Linked DNA regions of Mus musculus: region 2 is linked to region 1. The links are chromatin loops, found by intact Hi-C in ENCODE. Cell type or tissue: left cerebral cortex. All regions are shown on one strand.

What was found. Peaks named below come from ENCODE experiments on the same cell type or tissue, not always from the same donor. Only the 100,000 strongest peaks of a DNase experiment are listed, where the experiment ranks them.
Region 2: it touches region 1 in a loop (2.0-fold over the local background); 6 of 42 quality-filtered maps call a loop at or near these places.

What each region holds. Positions count from the first base shown.
Region 1 is chr16:42,911,436-42,919,435 of GRCm38, reverse strand. The region is part of intron 1 of Zbtb20 (zinc finger and BTB domain containing 20); the gene reads right to left. It overlaps Gm19522 (predicted gene, 19522), which reads left to right and starts at 7,366. Exons shown (of 4, transcript NR_040402.1): 1 at 7,366-7,633. In left cerebral cortex, CTCF peaks have their summits at 4,479 (motif pointing right) and 7,684; a DNase peak (open chromatin) is centred at 4,519; H3K27ac peaks cover 1,482 bases.
Region 2 is chr16:43,571,168-43,579,167 of GRCm38, reverse strand. Zbtb20 (zinc finger and BTB domain containing 20) reads right to left here. Exons shown (of 11, transcript NM_001285805.1): 7 at 7,377-7,434; 8 at 1,975-2,138; 9 at 1,420-1,607. The coding sequence starts at 1,985. Among named protein-coding and RNA genes, the nearest start is that of Mir568, 65 kb to the left of the region's middle. In left cerebral cortex, a CTCF peak has its summit at 4,932 (motif pointing right); DNase peaks (open chromatin) are centred at 5,482, 5,987, 7,238, 7,584 and 3 more places; H3K27ac peaks cover 5,419 bases.

The sequences.
Region 1 (8,000 bases):
TTCCCATATGCCTATACTGGCTAGATGTTTTCACGTTTTACTCCGAGCCAAAACCTCATCTACATAATACCAGTCACACCTTCCCCTCCCCATTGAGTTTTCTGACTTTCTGTGTTTGCAAAGACATAAAATTAGCTGTCAAAATTGAACATGCCCAGTAGCCAGGACACACGCTGGCCTCAAGATCGGGAAGGAGTGAGTTATGTCAAAGTGCTTATTTGGCCCCAACAGGGTCACTGTTGGTATACTACCTCCCACTACTAGCTCCTGTGGAATTTTCCTCAGAAAAATGGAGAACTGTTTTAAGATAGACATGCCCTTTAAGCTGGTCTCAAATCAAAATAAATTTAGGATATTCAAAGAGCCTACAGAATTTTCCCTGTGGAGCTTAAATAAATTACTGACAAAATTTTCCATTTCATACTCCCTTACTAAATTTGACTTTCTACAAAATCATGTTTTAATTTCTATATTTGAAAAAAGAGTAGGTAAACTTCTTAATTTTAAGATCTACCCTTCATTCTTCCCAAGATGACCACCTAAAAGAGTGTAATTTGGGAAAAGGTCACTCTTAGAATTTCAAATGTAATCCAAATCCCCAAAATTGAAGTTCTTCTAAAGAAAGGATTACATTCTCCTGTTACTACATCTGGATACATACATACATACATACATACATACATACATGTTTAATATATGAATTAAGTTGTCATCAAAACTTTCCCAAACTATATATGTATCTTGATTTATAAGATCATGGTTATTTTCAAACATAGATGACACAGACCATAGTTTCTTTACACTGTGACTACTCGACATGCATTAGAAATAAACTTATATCCTACAAAGCTTATTAGCACTTTGTGACTTGTGGTTAACAAATGTGACACCTTTTGATTCTGGGGTATACTATGATTGTAAAGAGTACACTTAAAGTCACTGATAATATAGTAAGAGAACTAACTTTGCTATCAATGTTAGACTGAATCCGTATTTAACCTAAGCTCTGCCCCTTACTAAATATGCAATCATGTATGAGTCACTTAACCATTACAAGCCTAGTTTTCTTCTCTTGTAGGAAATACCTCATAATCCCATAAGTAAAGCTACTTAAGAATTCAATGACTATAGTTAGAAGAACTATGTAGGCTCCTTTTGATTGTTGGTATTTTATTTCTACCTCCATCCAGAAATCATTTTCAATGGAAAAGTAAGAATTTCTTTCCATTAACATGATTTAATTAATAACTATTATATCAAGTGGCTCACACACATTTATGCCTCCCAAAATTAGATACTACCACTTAACATAATGAGAATTTGATAAAGGTTCATTAGATTTGGGGAAAATAATATAATGTAGTGAAAAAAACACAGACCCTGAATCTCAACTTTGGTGTACACAGCTGTCAACTAATGTCACAATGGATTCTACACAGGGGTTTTCATCTGAAGCACAGACAGACTATCACTGTACATGCAGACTTGTAGGTAAAGATAAATTAAGTAACCTGTGTGAAAAACAAAAAGTATTGTCCTTCTTCCGTAAGTTTTGGTTATAAGACAAGACTAAACTTTTAATATATGGCAGTACTGACTAGCCTTTCACATGTAAAATACAGCTGTATTTACTTAAGGAATCATATGATTGATGAAGTTGAATTTGGATGCAAGGATAAACATATTGTAACATTAGACCTTAAAAAAATAAAAAGCAGTCATTCTCACAGTTTGCAATAAAAACTGATGGAGTAGCTTTTATAAGATACATGTGACTTTGGAATCCATGCATATGAAAACTCACTTGCTGATTGTGATACATCTGAGACTATATGTAGATGACATAAAAGTCAACTAATATTTTCTCAATTGATTGGACCAGCTACAATGCAGGATTCCTGAGTTTCATTGACCAATTACTGGTGATGGAGCTTGGATAACTAAAATTTAAGAAATACTGTAAGGTGATTATTATGCACCCTGATGCTTAAAAACCAATGAACTATATGGTATAATAATTAAATGTTTGAAAACATTTCCCATAACAATTGCTTACTTTTTAAAAATTAGCTTCTATACTTAATAAATATGATCAAAAGCAACTTGTGAACACTAAGTATAAAAAGTTATTTAAAGACAGTAGATGTAGTCTTGTTTTACATTTACTAGTTATTAAGGCAAAATACAGAAAATTTCGAAAACATCTCTAAAGAGTCTGCTGCCACAGAGGAGCATTCTAAGTAATGCCCCAGATTTGAATGTTCTTAAGCTGTGTGTGTTGCTCTGACTTGGACTTTATTATCGTTCCTTCTTTAGTTACAGCAGTAATTGCAGGGACACTCCTTAGTATTTGTACACTGTTTTTACTACTCGTGAAAGCTTTACAGACATGAACTCACTCGTTTAATCCTCACAATAACTCTATAAGAGTTTATAGGAAAGGTAACATCTACTATTGCTTTTTAAAAATTATAAAGGCAAACTTAAAAAGTTAAGTGAATTATCCAATCCTAAGTTTATTTGTGTTTTCAGTGATATGTGGACTTAAAACTCAAGCATAAGTTCCATACAAAAACATGTGAAACTTAAACCTTAACTCTGACTTTAACAAGTTATGAATAAAGTTTAAAATAGCATGAAATAATATGTAGGTGGCAAGTAGTTGCTCTTTAAAAATATTCTACTTATTTTATAGCTTAAAAGAGAAAGATGGTGGTAGCCCAATCAACCAAACTAAATATTTAATAAAATGCAAAATCTTACGGTGCCTCTCTCTTATAATTCCCATGCCCACTTTAAATGTAACCCTGTAAGAAGAGCTTTCTCTTCTGAGTCATGAGATAACAGGTAATATTTTCAACAATGAGTAATTTAACTTTTAGCTATAGTAGTAATTCAAAAACTGAGATGTCAAAGGTACAAAAATAATGTAAACACAAGAGCAGGCCTTCCAAAACTCATGAGTTGACACCCTTCAGATCAGCCGGATCAGTCCAATTCTTTTATGCACTGATGTAGGAGGGCCAAGTATCTCATTCACATTAGCACAAGAATTTTGTTGTGAAGCTGAAATTAGAAACCGAGCATTGACTACTGCACAGCCAACCATAACACACACACAAACAGAAAATGTCATTTTAATAAGGAGCACTCACAAAAAGGGACCTATCATGACTGCCCTCCAAAAGACCCAACAAGCAGCTGAAAGAGTCAGAGGTAGATAGTTGCACCCAACCAATGGACAGAAGCAGCTGACCCATTGTTGAATTAGAGAAGGCTGGAAGAAGGTGAAGAAAAGGGTGATCCTGTAGGAGGACCAGCAGTCTCAATTAATCTGGACCCCCGAGATCTCTCAGATACTGGACCACCAAACAGGCAGCATACACCAGCTGATATGAGGCCCCCAACATACATACAGTAGAGGACTGCCCGGTCTGTGTTCGTTCAAAGATGATGCACCTAACCCTCAAGAGACTGGAGGCCCCAGGAAGTTTAGAGATCAGGTGGGGTGGGGTGGTGGGGACATCCACGTGGAGACAGGTGGGTGGGGAGGAGGTGTGGGAAGTGGAACAGTTAGAGGGTGGATGGGGGGAATAAAATATGGAGTGTAAAAAAATAAATTAATTAAAAAAAGAAGAAAAACTAAATATATACATATATATATACATACATATATACATAATATATATACACACACATATATATATGTGTATATATATGTGTGTGTGTGTGTGTGTGTGTGTATAGTATCAAAGAGAAAGTTAGAGAGGATTGTTTGAAAAGGAGCTAAGTCAAAAGGTGTTCTTCCAAGAGAAATTCTTTGAAAACCATTTAAATCTTGGAGAGAGAAGGATAAAGTAAGTGTGTATATGTGTGTGTGTGTGTGTGTTGTGTATTATGTGTGTGTGCAAAATAAATAAATGTGTCATAAGCTGCCCAGTATAAGTATTCATGTGAACCTCAAGTGACTTGAGTGAGTATTCTGAGTACCATAGAAGGTTCCAGAATGACAGACAGTCATACATAAGTCTCATCCTCCAGCCCAGGGCTTACACAGCCTATATGCTCAGAAACAATGACAAGTGAATGTGAGAAGTGGTATTACAAGGGATGCATAGAAAAGTTCCCATCAGAATTCAAAAGAAGAAATAGCTTGGTGTCTGATGTGCTTAGTTTCAGTTTTATAAGCGGTAAGAACTGGGTGAAAATCTCTTGTCTTCTCCATCTCTAACTCTAAGTTAAATACATCCCTCCCTGAACTCAGCATTTTAAAATTTTCAATACTAGTATGAGAGAGGGAAATACACAGATCCTAATATTTTCTTGAGAATTAAGAATTCTCGAACACACTAAAACACTTCATACGTATTTTTGTAACATTAATGCAAAACCAAGGCTTAGAACAAATTGCAAATATTTTTCTGAATGTCCAGTTGTTTCCTTTTCACTGGCTCATGCATTAGTTACTCTCATAGCAACAGGGACACAAGGTGGCACTGTCGTGCTGACATTCATTCCAGGCCCTTTCTAAATGGACAAATTTGAAAGAGGCAAGAGGGGCTATTGTGGCAGTTAAAACCAGAGTTGTGATGCTGGCCTCCCAGGTCTGCCAGGACTTACAGGGGCTAAGGAAAAACAAATCTTTTTGAATTTCATGAAAATCACATTATGATTTTATAGAAGACAGTGTATTCTCTGATGGCATCGCCTAAATATCATGTCTGTGTTCATAAAATGTTCAAAGGCATCCAGTTCAGCTTTGCCAGTAGAAACTCAGAAGTGAGCGGTGTACCACGGATAAGCTGTGGACACGGACCACCTCTCCATCTAGTGGCCAGTGGGAAAGAGGAGCCATGGAAGCTAGGCTGCACTCCACTCACTTAAAACTTACTTAAAACTGTCTTTTCTCAGACGACCCGCAGGCAATTAAGTCCTTCAGTCTGTCAAAAAAATAATTTTTGGTTTATTGCAATTATTGAGTCATTAAATATGACCAATAATATATCGTGATATTTACTTAACCCTGATCCCACCACCTCAAAGTTAAAGTGCTGTGCTCTCTCAGACCAGAAGCTCTTTCTACTCTTCCACCATTGCAAACCCAAACTTCCTCCATCCACTTTTAGCTTATAAACAGAAACTATGAACAGAGAGAGCTACAAATAAAGCTACCTAAAACAAAAATCACACTGCTGAAGACTTAAAAAATAGAATCAGATAAGTTTTACTGTTTTACTGTCAAAGAAAAAAAAAATCCTGCAAAACAGAGATTGTGACTTATTTAAAAATCACAGTCAAAAGAAACAAGGCCTCCAGATTTAGCCACTTAAAACCCTTTCTTGCATTAATTAATACCACCTGATTCCAGAGGAAGAACTTTGTAGCAGACTGTAGGGTTTTTCTCAACATACCAGAAAAAAAAAAATAGTTTTTAAACTTTTGTTCATATGTTTCATGGCCAACTGATAGAACAAAACTATTGAGTGTAGGTACTGAAGTATCTATATCTTCATATTGGTGGGTATGCTGAGAATGTAAGAGTATAATTTTTTCTTAAAAGGAAAGAATTATCTGGATCTACTCAACATTTGCAAAGCAAGCACCAAATGGGCAGGATGCACTGAAGAATGGGCTATTACAACCTGGATTCGGGAAGCTTTTATGTAAAACAAAACCTGAATCCATTTTGTCTGATGGAAAGTTGAGAGGGTATTTTGGTTGCTGTTTTATATAAAATTATTTGGCTTTGTTTTAAGAGAAAACACACACAAACTTGGTAGATCAGTTCACCCACGTTAATTCCGCTTACGGTGCTGCTTTGGTGACTGCTTTGTTAGGAAGACTTCTTACAGAACAAATATGAAGATCTATCTGCTCAGAGCTCAAACCCCAAGGATTCAAGGACAGCAAGAGGCCTGATACTGAGAGTCCCACTCGTGTGAGACGCTTTGACTCTGCTATAACCTCGCAGAAGTGGCACCATTAGCATCTGAATCGGGATGAACAGAGTAGTTAGATCTATTGGCTTTAGCAGGATGAAAACGGAAGCTGTAGGAATGGGTCAAATAGCTTTTTCCTAAGTTGGGCACAAAGTATTTTTCTTTCACCAACTCCTCCCATTCTCAGTATTACTTATTTCAATTTCCTTCTTAAGCACATCTATTTCTTTTCCTTGTAGCAATGAAATGAGGGAATAAAGATCATTGCTGATATAAGAAACCACAAAATGGTACAAGGATTTTACTTCTTTTTAATCCTATTTGAAACCCAAGTGATAAGAATATATGACCAAGAACATAGGGACAATGAATAAATATATAAAGAGCAGGGGTGTATTTACTGAATTAAGAGGAGTTTAATGTGTCCAGTATTTTAAAAAGAAAATAAATCACCACGAAATAGTGTAAAGCAACCCTCCCAACAGCATTTGCCTGACTTCTATTTAGACAACAACAAAAAAGGCTGTCTACGTAAGGTGTTTTTATTTTAAATGACAGTCATACAGTTTTCACATGTGCATATGAGAACCAAAACAGTTACATAACCTGAAGAAGCATCCTGCTAATTATTTTTACTAATGGCTAAGTTGGCATACCCATACGAATAGAAAACACTCCTATAATCTTTGTCAGTTACATTTGCTGGAACGATCAAACTATGAAATGAATTCACAACAACAGATTACAATTAGATTGTAAATCCATATGATATTTTAAAAGGAAAACTAAAAACAGAAACTCAATTTAATAGAAAGAGAAAAACTAAAGGCTCCTAAATGTTAGCTGTTAACATTTATATAACAAATTTTATGGTTTCAAGATAGGTTCACATTGAGTTTCTTTAAGGGCAAAATAACACTATGTAATTTATAATTATTCCCATTTGTATGGTTTTCAATTTATTGGGCATCATTTTATTCTTCTAACTGCAAACTCTACTATACATGAATATATTTTTAATATAACTCCTTACATTAGTAGTTTAATTTGAGAACTTTTCAAATAAATTCTTGATTCTTAACTGCTTAATGTGAAATATGAGCATTAAATTCATCTTATCTGAAGACACAGATGTCTTCAATAGCAAAGCTACTTCTTATAGCAGCAAGGCAAACAGTATATGATAATCACGACCCTTTCAATCAGCTGTGATGGAAAGCACTCAGAATTCATGAAAACTGTGCATGGGTCCATCTGCCAACTATAGGAACTGATCAGTTTACTGTCCATGCTCCTTTCTTCTCGACATTCCTATGTAGAAAAGCTGCTAAGTTTGTCGGGATTAAAGTGGTTATGTAAGAGCTGCATTGCTTAACAGAACTACAAAACACTGCCTAGAGTCTCAGCTGAGTGTCAAAAGATTCCAGAAAGGCAAACGTTCCATGCCCTCAAGCTGATGACTCTCAAGTGAACTGTACAGTAACCGAGAAGCTTGATCCTGGAGTAGAAGAGATGTTATGGAGCCAAAATCAAGCATAGTTTTCCCTGAGTTGAGTGCAGAACCAGCAGAGTATTTGTCAATGTGTCCATTACCACAGGAGGACAGAGTCCCAGAAAAAGTCCCACTTCTAAGCCCTTGAAGGCGGCTTTGAACAACTGCTGTGGTACATACCACATGCTCAACAGTAATACAGGTAGGTGGCACTATTTCTTCTTAGAGCCTCAGAAACTTGCCTCTACTGCTTCTGAAACAGCTTGAAATTATTCTTGGCACATTAAATATAATAGGTTTCGATACTGACATGTGATTATAGGACATTTGGGTAACAGGACAAGAAGTCAGACATGTTCTAGAATGTGTAGAATGCATGTAGCCTTTAGACTTTGGGTCACAAATGAAAAGTACCTGGCTAAGTTAAGGGATTACATAATAGCAACCAAAATGTCTTATATAATGAGAAAAATAATTAAAAGACCTTGGCCTCTAAGCAAAGAACAGATTGCTTCGTTAAAACGTGGTGCTGGCACATGAAAACACAGGCAGACGGAAGGACTAGGTTA
Region 2 (8,000 bases), 660 kb before region 1:
TGCTTCTGCCCCTGTATCTAAACAGAAGCCGTAGTCTGATGGTACAGATCACTTGGCCTGAGTAACTTGGATCTCACTTTGTTCCCATTCTCTAGTGACAGTTGAGTGTGGCTACAGCCCAGCCCCTGCCCCAGCTCATACCCCCTTATCTAGAGGCTAAGATGGCAAAGTGAGTGGGGGAGGAGTCTCCTAGACCCACTCACCTTTGTCCTACTTGCAGAATTTTATATTTCTTCTGCCAGAAAATAATAGCAAGAGATTTGGAATCTCATTTCCTAATGGAGATTTCTTTTTTTTCCTTTTTCCTTTCCTTTCCTTTCTTTTCCTTTCCTTTCCTTTCCTTTCCTTTCCTTTCCTTTCCTTTCCTTTCCTTTCCTTTCCTTTCCTTTCCTTTCCTTTTTTTTTTTTTAAATTTTGTCTGTGAGGAGCAGGATGAATGGAGTCCTTTTTGGTAATAAAGCTTTCCTGGTCTATTTAACTCATCCCCATGTCGGCTCTCTGCCTGTTACCAGCCGTCCTGTGGAGAGATCAGTTCCCAGAGCTGTTGGGTATCTTAGCTAACAGGAATGCTGTGTCCTTTGGTATTGTCAACATGTGCTCCTCTCTCAAGTGCCGGGTTACACTTCAGACACAAAAAACAGCCTCCTCACGTGATCTACCAACTTCCTTAAAATAGAATTTAAGAAGTGACTTCTAGATTAGTGAGAAGATGGCAAAAATAAACAGCAAAGAAGTGATTTCAATAGTGACGACTTGCATTAAGTGCCCATTTCCAAATTTAGCTTGTAGGCAGTTTTTTTTAATTAAAAAATATTTTTAACCTGCATTCTTATTGGCTATTCGAAGTCTGGGTGGCTTTTGAATTCTTGGAAGCCATTCTTTTTTCTTCTGTAAATGTATGCCATCCTTTAACCACTTCAAAATAAATTAAGAACTGGAAAGACCGAAATTCAGCCAAGCTACATGAGATTCCAATAACTAATGCAAATCTGACTTGGGTTATGTAATTTGGAAATGGCTGTTTCCTTGTGTCTCACTGGCCTTCTGAGGTCCATATTTGGTTATTCTACTTAGTAACGGTTGGTCGAAGTGCTGTTACCGAGAGCTAGAACACCAGGAAGTGGCATATCACTTCTTTTCTTGAGTTAATGTCTCAAAAGAGAACAGGGTCACATGCAATTAATCACCAATCGGAGGCCAAGTGGCTGGTTACCTGGCTTTAAAATATTCTCTGGCTTTGAAAATATATAGATGCTGGTTGGATCAAAATGGTGGCATGCTACTTTTGGCTACTTTGGAAGACCAAATGGAAACAGCTTGCTCTGAATGCAAAACAGCCAGAACCCTGGGGTGGGGGGGTGGGGGGGAAGCACGGCGCCAAGCTTTGGGAAGACACCATCACCTCACTGCGGTACTCACAATCAGATGACCCGGTGTGAGCGTGAGAGTTTGTCAGTGAATGTGTCGAGTGGATGAGGGCTGGGGCTGGAGACAAAACAGCTTCAAAGTTCAGGCAGGGAAGGGCCGGCTTGGCGCTGGATCCGCCCGGCTGAGTAATCTCATTCTCCTCAGATGCCTTCTGGTTTTCAGCTGTCTTGGGTTTCTTCCTGAGAATAAACAAAGGGCCCTTTGAAGGAACTGACTGCATATTTGGGAAAAGGCATTTTTAGAATCTGTTAAAGATAACTTGATTTTTTTTTTCTGAAGGGGGATGGGAGGGAGTCCAGTATGTCCCTTGTTTTAAAACAAGCTGATTCTTGTTTTTTTCCCTCCAGTAATGGCCTAACTGGGAACACACGAAAGCATATGGGCCAAGCAAACAGCACCACATTTGGACTCTGTTGGCTGTATAAAAAGACCCTGTCCCAGAACTTTAGACAGCTTGAGCTACGTATGGCTGACATTATCCAAGAAAGCATCCTTTCCCCCCTTAGATTTTTAACATGGTCTGGAAAAATACTAGTGGAGGTTTACCGTTCTAGCATTTGTCAGGAAGCTTAGAGACAGGACCCGTGGAGTAATGGGAAGAACACTGGACTGGGAGTCAGGAGACTTGAGCTACGGAACTAGCTGTGCCTGCAACTTGCTGTGTGGCTTTGGGCACCTCACTTCACTTCTCTGGGCTTCAGTTTCCTCATCTGCAAAATAAAGGGCTTGGATTAGAAGGCCCTACACGCTCCTTCTAGCTTTAAATCTGTTACTATTAGTTTTATGTGAAAGCAACACAGAATTTCAAATCCTAGTCTCCATCTGCAGGCTGTCCAGAGGAAGGGGTAGTGGCAGAGGTGACTGTAAAGTAGGAAGTGAAAAGCGATTAAGATGGTGTAGGTTCTAAGAGGCAAAGATGAATGGTGTCTCACACATACCCTTCCCTCTCTCTCTCCATCCCAGCCTTAAGATTCTCCATGCTCTTTGGTTTAGTATAGGCTCCCAGAGTTTAGGAGCATGACTGGTATTTATGTGCCTTCTGAGGAAGAGATTGCTGATAGGGAGTAGAATGGTGGTGGTGTGATTTAGTGAGGAACAGAATGTGAAATAGTTCAGCTATCAGTCAGCCCAGGATCCTTTTCTCCATGACAATCAATGATAACTAGCAAATCGGCATTTATGTAGCGCATGGACACCCCAAAAGGGATGAGATCCTTCTTGAACATGTCCCCAGTTTCTGTGGCTTTGTGTCTTTTTCTATCACTATGCTACCATAGAGTATGGGTCCCCCCCCTTTTTTTGGATAGATTATGTGTGGTACATAATCTGTTGTAAATTGCTGTGTTTCCATGTTCTTGTTTCTATGAGCATGGCTTTGGACTTGTATACAGAATATTTCGTATTGAAATGTGTTGTACTGGGTAGTCAAATCTGCCCTCGCAGAATATGGTGTTATGATTAGTATGCTGTGTTTTTAGTCCAACAGGTTGTGAAATCAAATCTGTTTCTTCAGAGGGCATGAGGCAGAGACAGCGTGGTAAAGATGAGGATGGAGTTGGGGGCTTTCAGATATATTTCTCAGTGTGGAGAAAGCCAACATAACAGAAACAAGCCGCAGTGCCTTATTCATTGCTGATGGGGGTCTGGGGCTAACCCTCAAATCCTGTGCCTATCAGGACCCCCAAGGATCTGCTCTTCTGGTCTTTCAGATTCAGAAAGGATTAAAAATCAAAGTCTTCCCTGTCTAACTGCCCCCTCCCACTGTCTGTTTCCCCTGGAGAAGCAGTGTTTCCTCTGAGGGGCCTGTTTCTGCCACTGGGGCCTGCCATCGGCTGGAAGCCCCTTGCTCACTTTTCTCTTGCCCCGTGGCCAGCTTGCCCAGCTGTCTTCACCAGCCTGCTCCCTCTGCAGACGGCAGCCTCAATGCTTTCCCTACTGCGCTGCTGACTTATTCTCCTTCCTCCAAGACCCTAGCTCTGCTGCTTTCCAGTCACTCGATCCCGCAGCACCGTGGCAGCCTGGAATCTGAGGACAGTTCCTTATCTGCCCTACCTTATCTCATGGGCCATGTGTATTGGCTGCCTTGGTGTGCGTTTATCATTCCCAGGGGTCTGGAATGTACACTCTTGGCTCTTTACCTTTACTCATTACTGTCCTTGCTTTGAACTGCCTTTTCTCATCTCTGCCGATGAAATGAGAGGAACCTTCCTTCACACTTATTAAATGCCGTCTCTATGCTAGACTGCTGTGACTCCCCTCTTTCAGACAGGATGGCTCCTCTCTGCATCACTCTGAGATCCCTCAGTGGTTGCAGGATTCCTGCCTTACTCACTAACTCTTTATTTCACTAACAGTTCCGTGCTATTGGCTCTCAGAGAGAATGGGCTTTCTGTGGAAGGGGAGTGTCTTAGCAGTTGTCCCATTTCTGGTGTTCATCCCTTTCTTTACTCCGCCTTTCTGCTCCCCTCCCCCACTCCCCCATCCACACTCTCGGTACAGAGACTAAGTGGCTGTGATGTGCCACAGAGGCTGAGCAATCTTGGTCCTGTCCTCCTGGGGTTACTGCCTATTCCATAATTCCATACTGTGAACCATATACACAGCAGCCACTTGCGAACTGTTTGCTGACAGAATTAAATAGAGCTGAAATTTAAATATACTTGGAGACCAGTCCTAGTTTGAATCTCAATTAAGCTTCCTCATTTTATGCGGCAGGGGAATCAACCTGGATTGGTTGCTTTTTCATTGATTACAAGAAGAGTCTTTAGTAAGAGTGGCTGGTCCTTGTAAGTCACCTAAATATAGGGACAAAACACCAATGGCCATCATTATGTAGCAGAAAAAAAAATGGTCTCTATGTTTACAGACAAGGCCTCAGCTAGCTTTTGACATGTGGTTCATGGAATTAAGAGCACACTCTTGCACCAGTGTACTGCCAAGCCACCCATGAGGTCTAACTCTGGAGAAATTGCACGGCTTATGCCCTTACTTCTTGTCCTGAATTAGAGTTTGATGCATGCCTGATTTTCTGTGCCCCACCTATGTCCAGGACCACCTTTGGTGGCTGTCCATGGCCCAGGGACATTGTAGCCACCTCAGCGAGTAGAACACATTCAAACCCAACCTGCCTGGCCCCTTCCCTTCCTTGCTTCCTGCCAGTTCACTTCTCCTCTTACCACGGCAGTGCTCCAACGTCACAGACCAGAGCCCTGCACACTGTCCGTTGGAGCACTTCCTCTCCCATTCCAACCTCTTTTATAATTCTCTGGGATTCCTTTTTCTGAAGCCAAGAAGCGTTAACACAAAACAGCAGTCTGTCTGACATGCACAGGTGCTGTTCTATGACCAATTTTTTTTTCAGTTTGTGGTTTATTAAGGAGGAAAGAGCAAACTCTCTTGTAATTAACTGAAAATGCCTTCTTTGGTTGCATAAAGGGGATTGTATAAACATGGCACATCTGAGGACATGTCTGTACAAGTCTAAGTAGTTTGCACTATCCCCTGGCGCCTGTAGAGGGCAGCAGCACACTGGCTGACTCCAGGCAGTATTTTAGAGCCTAAACTACCAGAACCTTCCTCCTGGTCACCATGCCAAAGGCTGGTGTGCCAAGCTCTCTCTGGCCTGGCCTCTCAGTCTCTTTCAAGTTTGTTCTCTCCCCGCCTGCTGTGCATATTCATATTCTCTCTCTCTCTCTCTCTCTCTCTCTCTCTCTGTCTCTCTCTCTGTCTCTCTCTCTCTGTCTCTCTCTCTCTCTGTCTCTCTCTCTGTCTCTCTCTCTCTCTGTCTCTCTCTCTCTCTCTCTCTCTCTCTCTCTCTCTCTCTCTCTCTCTCAACTATACACTCTGATGAGGTTGTCCCTCAACCAGAAAATGAAAACTTCTACGTAGAAGTCAGAGAAGCCAACAACAACAACAAAGAAAAAACCCGGGGGAGAGGAGAAAGGGGCCGTGAGGGAGAGAGACTTCAGAACAAGAAAAGGGCAGATGTTTCGCAAATATATGCAAAGCAAAACTGGGTGTACCCTGAACACTTCTACAGAAAAACAGGCCAATCATTGTGCACTTCCTCCCGCCACACTGGTGCAGCTCTGCATTCAAAGAGAGAGAGAGAGAGAGAGAGAGAGAGAGAGAGAGAGAGAGAGAGAGAGAGAAGTGTGGCCGCAGGCACCCGCCTTTCAACGGTCAGTTCTGACATTCTGACTGAACATGTCCCAATTGTCCAAAGAACAAAAACATTTTCATCTCCCCACTGTGAACATTTTTGTTATGAGAAAAAGGCTGCTTTAAGAACCAGGAAGGCGTTTAAGGTGAAGGGCAGCTGAGCTGGCCGGCAGAACCTTCTGGTCTTTAACTCTCCCTGTGCTGGCCCCGGCAGTAAGTTGAGGGCTGAAACATAGCAGTGAGTGAGGCTGTGGAGGCTGCTGGCTCGTCCCAAACTAGACCATATTGTTTTTGCAGAGAAATATGCATTAAAACATATGGATGCGCTGTTAGGTATTAAGCCTGTTAAATGCACGGGAACAAGGCAGATCGGTGGTGTTGGATGTATACAGTTCACACTCCTTCGCACATATTGCACACATACAGTGGCAGAAGTGCTTTCTGCAACATATGGAAAAATAAATATTTTATCCATGCGAGCTCTTATCAGTCTCCAGGGTCTGTTGAGAGGCGAGTGCTCTCTTCCATCTTTCTCCCTCTCTCCTCCAATTCTCTCCTTCCACTGGGCTCCCACCCTCTGCTGCAGATTATGCTTTCCACTAATCAGCCTGGCTGGAGAGGAAAGAATTAGTCAGAACCTCCCTTTGATAAATAATTACGCAGTCGCGGGATCAAGATAATTGAGATCAGTGATGCCTTTCTTGGCCTTTCTGGAGTCGGAACCATTTCCTTACTTACTCTGCTGTTTAACTGTAGAGTGTCTGCGGACAGACGGAGAGGGACGAAGGAAAAAGCCACCGACACTCCCACCTAGGGAGGGGAATTTAGGAAAACTGAGCTCCACTAGCTAGCAGCCTTGTGCCCGAGGCAGGTTATTTTGCATCTTTGAGGCCTTATCTTCCCTATCTGTAAAATGGGAACAGCAATGCCTTCCAGCTATGGGCTGTGATTAAGAATAAAGGAGACGAGCCAGGTTGTGTTTAGCACAGTGCTGGTCCAGAACCAAGTGCTGGAGAATGGGGCTTTTTGAAAAATATTAGTCCTGTGGTGTTCATGTTAGCTATATAAGTAAGATCTTCATCTTAGCAGTATTTTGAATATCTGGTTCAGGGGCTAACTGCCATCAATGGAGAAGGAATGTTAACTGCCCCCTTCTGTTCACATGCCTGTCATTGCTGTAGCTGTGTGGACAGTCCCTTGGAGCTGAGGGTCAAGCAAGCTGCGGCGGGCCATGAGCCTGAACAACACTGTGGCTATTCATGGACACCACCTACGGGACTCTGGGTTATCGCGCCTTCTTACCATTCAGCCTTTCAAGACATGGCCCAGTATTCTAACATTAGTTTAAAATGTTTTCATGATTAAAACATTTTATTATCTCAATCTTTCCCCCCTTTCTTCTTGGCAGGGCTGATTTGAAATATTTTTTCAGTGTCTTTCCTCCCTCACAATAGTCAGGATCCTGGCAGGAAATAAATGGCACATATAAAGGTTTTAACTGAAGGGAGTTGAATGGAGGGGACCATGTCTGAGGTGTGGGTGAGACTAAGGGATGCTCAAAGCATGGTGAAGACACGGGAGAGAGACAACGAAGAGTTGTTGATCTCATCTTTGAATCAGTTAAACTGGAAGGCAAGAGCGGTACCTTCTCTGAAGGAGCAGGATGGCCCTAGGGTGGGGTCTTACAGTCTGACTTGGAGAGCATGGGCTCTGGAGTCCCGAGAGGTCGCTGGGTCATGCATTAGGACAGGGAATGGGAGATGGGGTGGCAAGATTCGTCAGCGTACCTACTGCTTCCCTTTCGCATTTGCATTTCCTTCACCCTGTTCCTCTCAATTATACTTTCTGGAAGGAAAAAGCAAAATAAAATCAGATCAGTCCTCTGTTAGCTTCCATGAACCTATTTTGTCTGTTTGCCATTTATAGAGCCGGCAAACTGAATAAGTGAGGCTTTGTTTGTGTTCTTTGCTACACTTCGCGGTGCCCAGAATAGTGACACCCACTGAGCGCTCAGTACATCTCAGTGGATTGAGTAGACATACTCATCTCTGCCGTGCCAGACCCTATATATACACCATCTCATTTAATTATCACAACAGTGAGTGTCAGCAGGCAGCCCTGCGCATGTGTACAGGTAATGTGTTCAAATCAGCACTGCTTCATCATTACCTCACAAATGGCGAGAACAGGTACAGAGCACACGCAGCCCCAGGAAGGACACACTGCTTCAAAGTTCATGTTTATATCCTTCCCACCTTAGGAATTATGTCTTTTGTGTGTGTAAGGAAGCAGTTTTCTGAACAGCAGAGACTATTGGGTTGTAACTCAGTCTGCCCTGTCTCTGCAGCTCAGGAGAAGGCAAAATATTTTTCTGTGACAATAACATGTGACTGTAGCTTTCCTTGCAATTT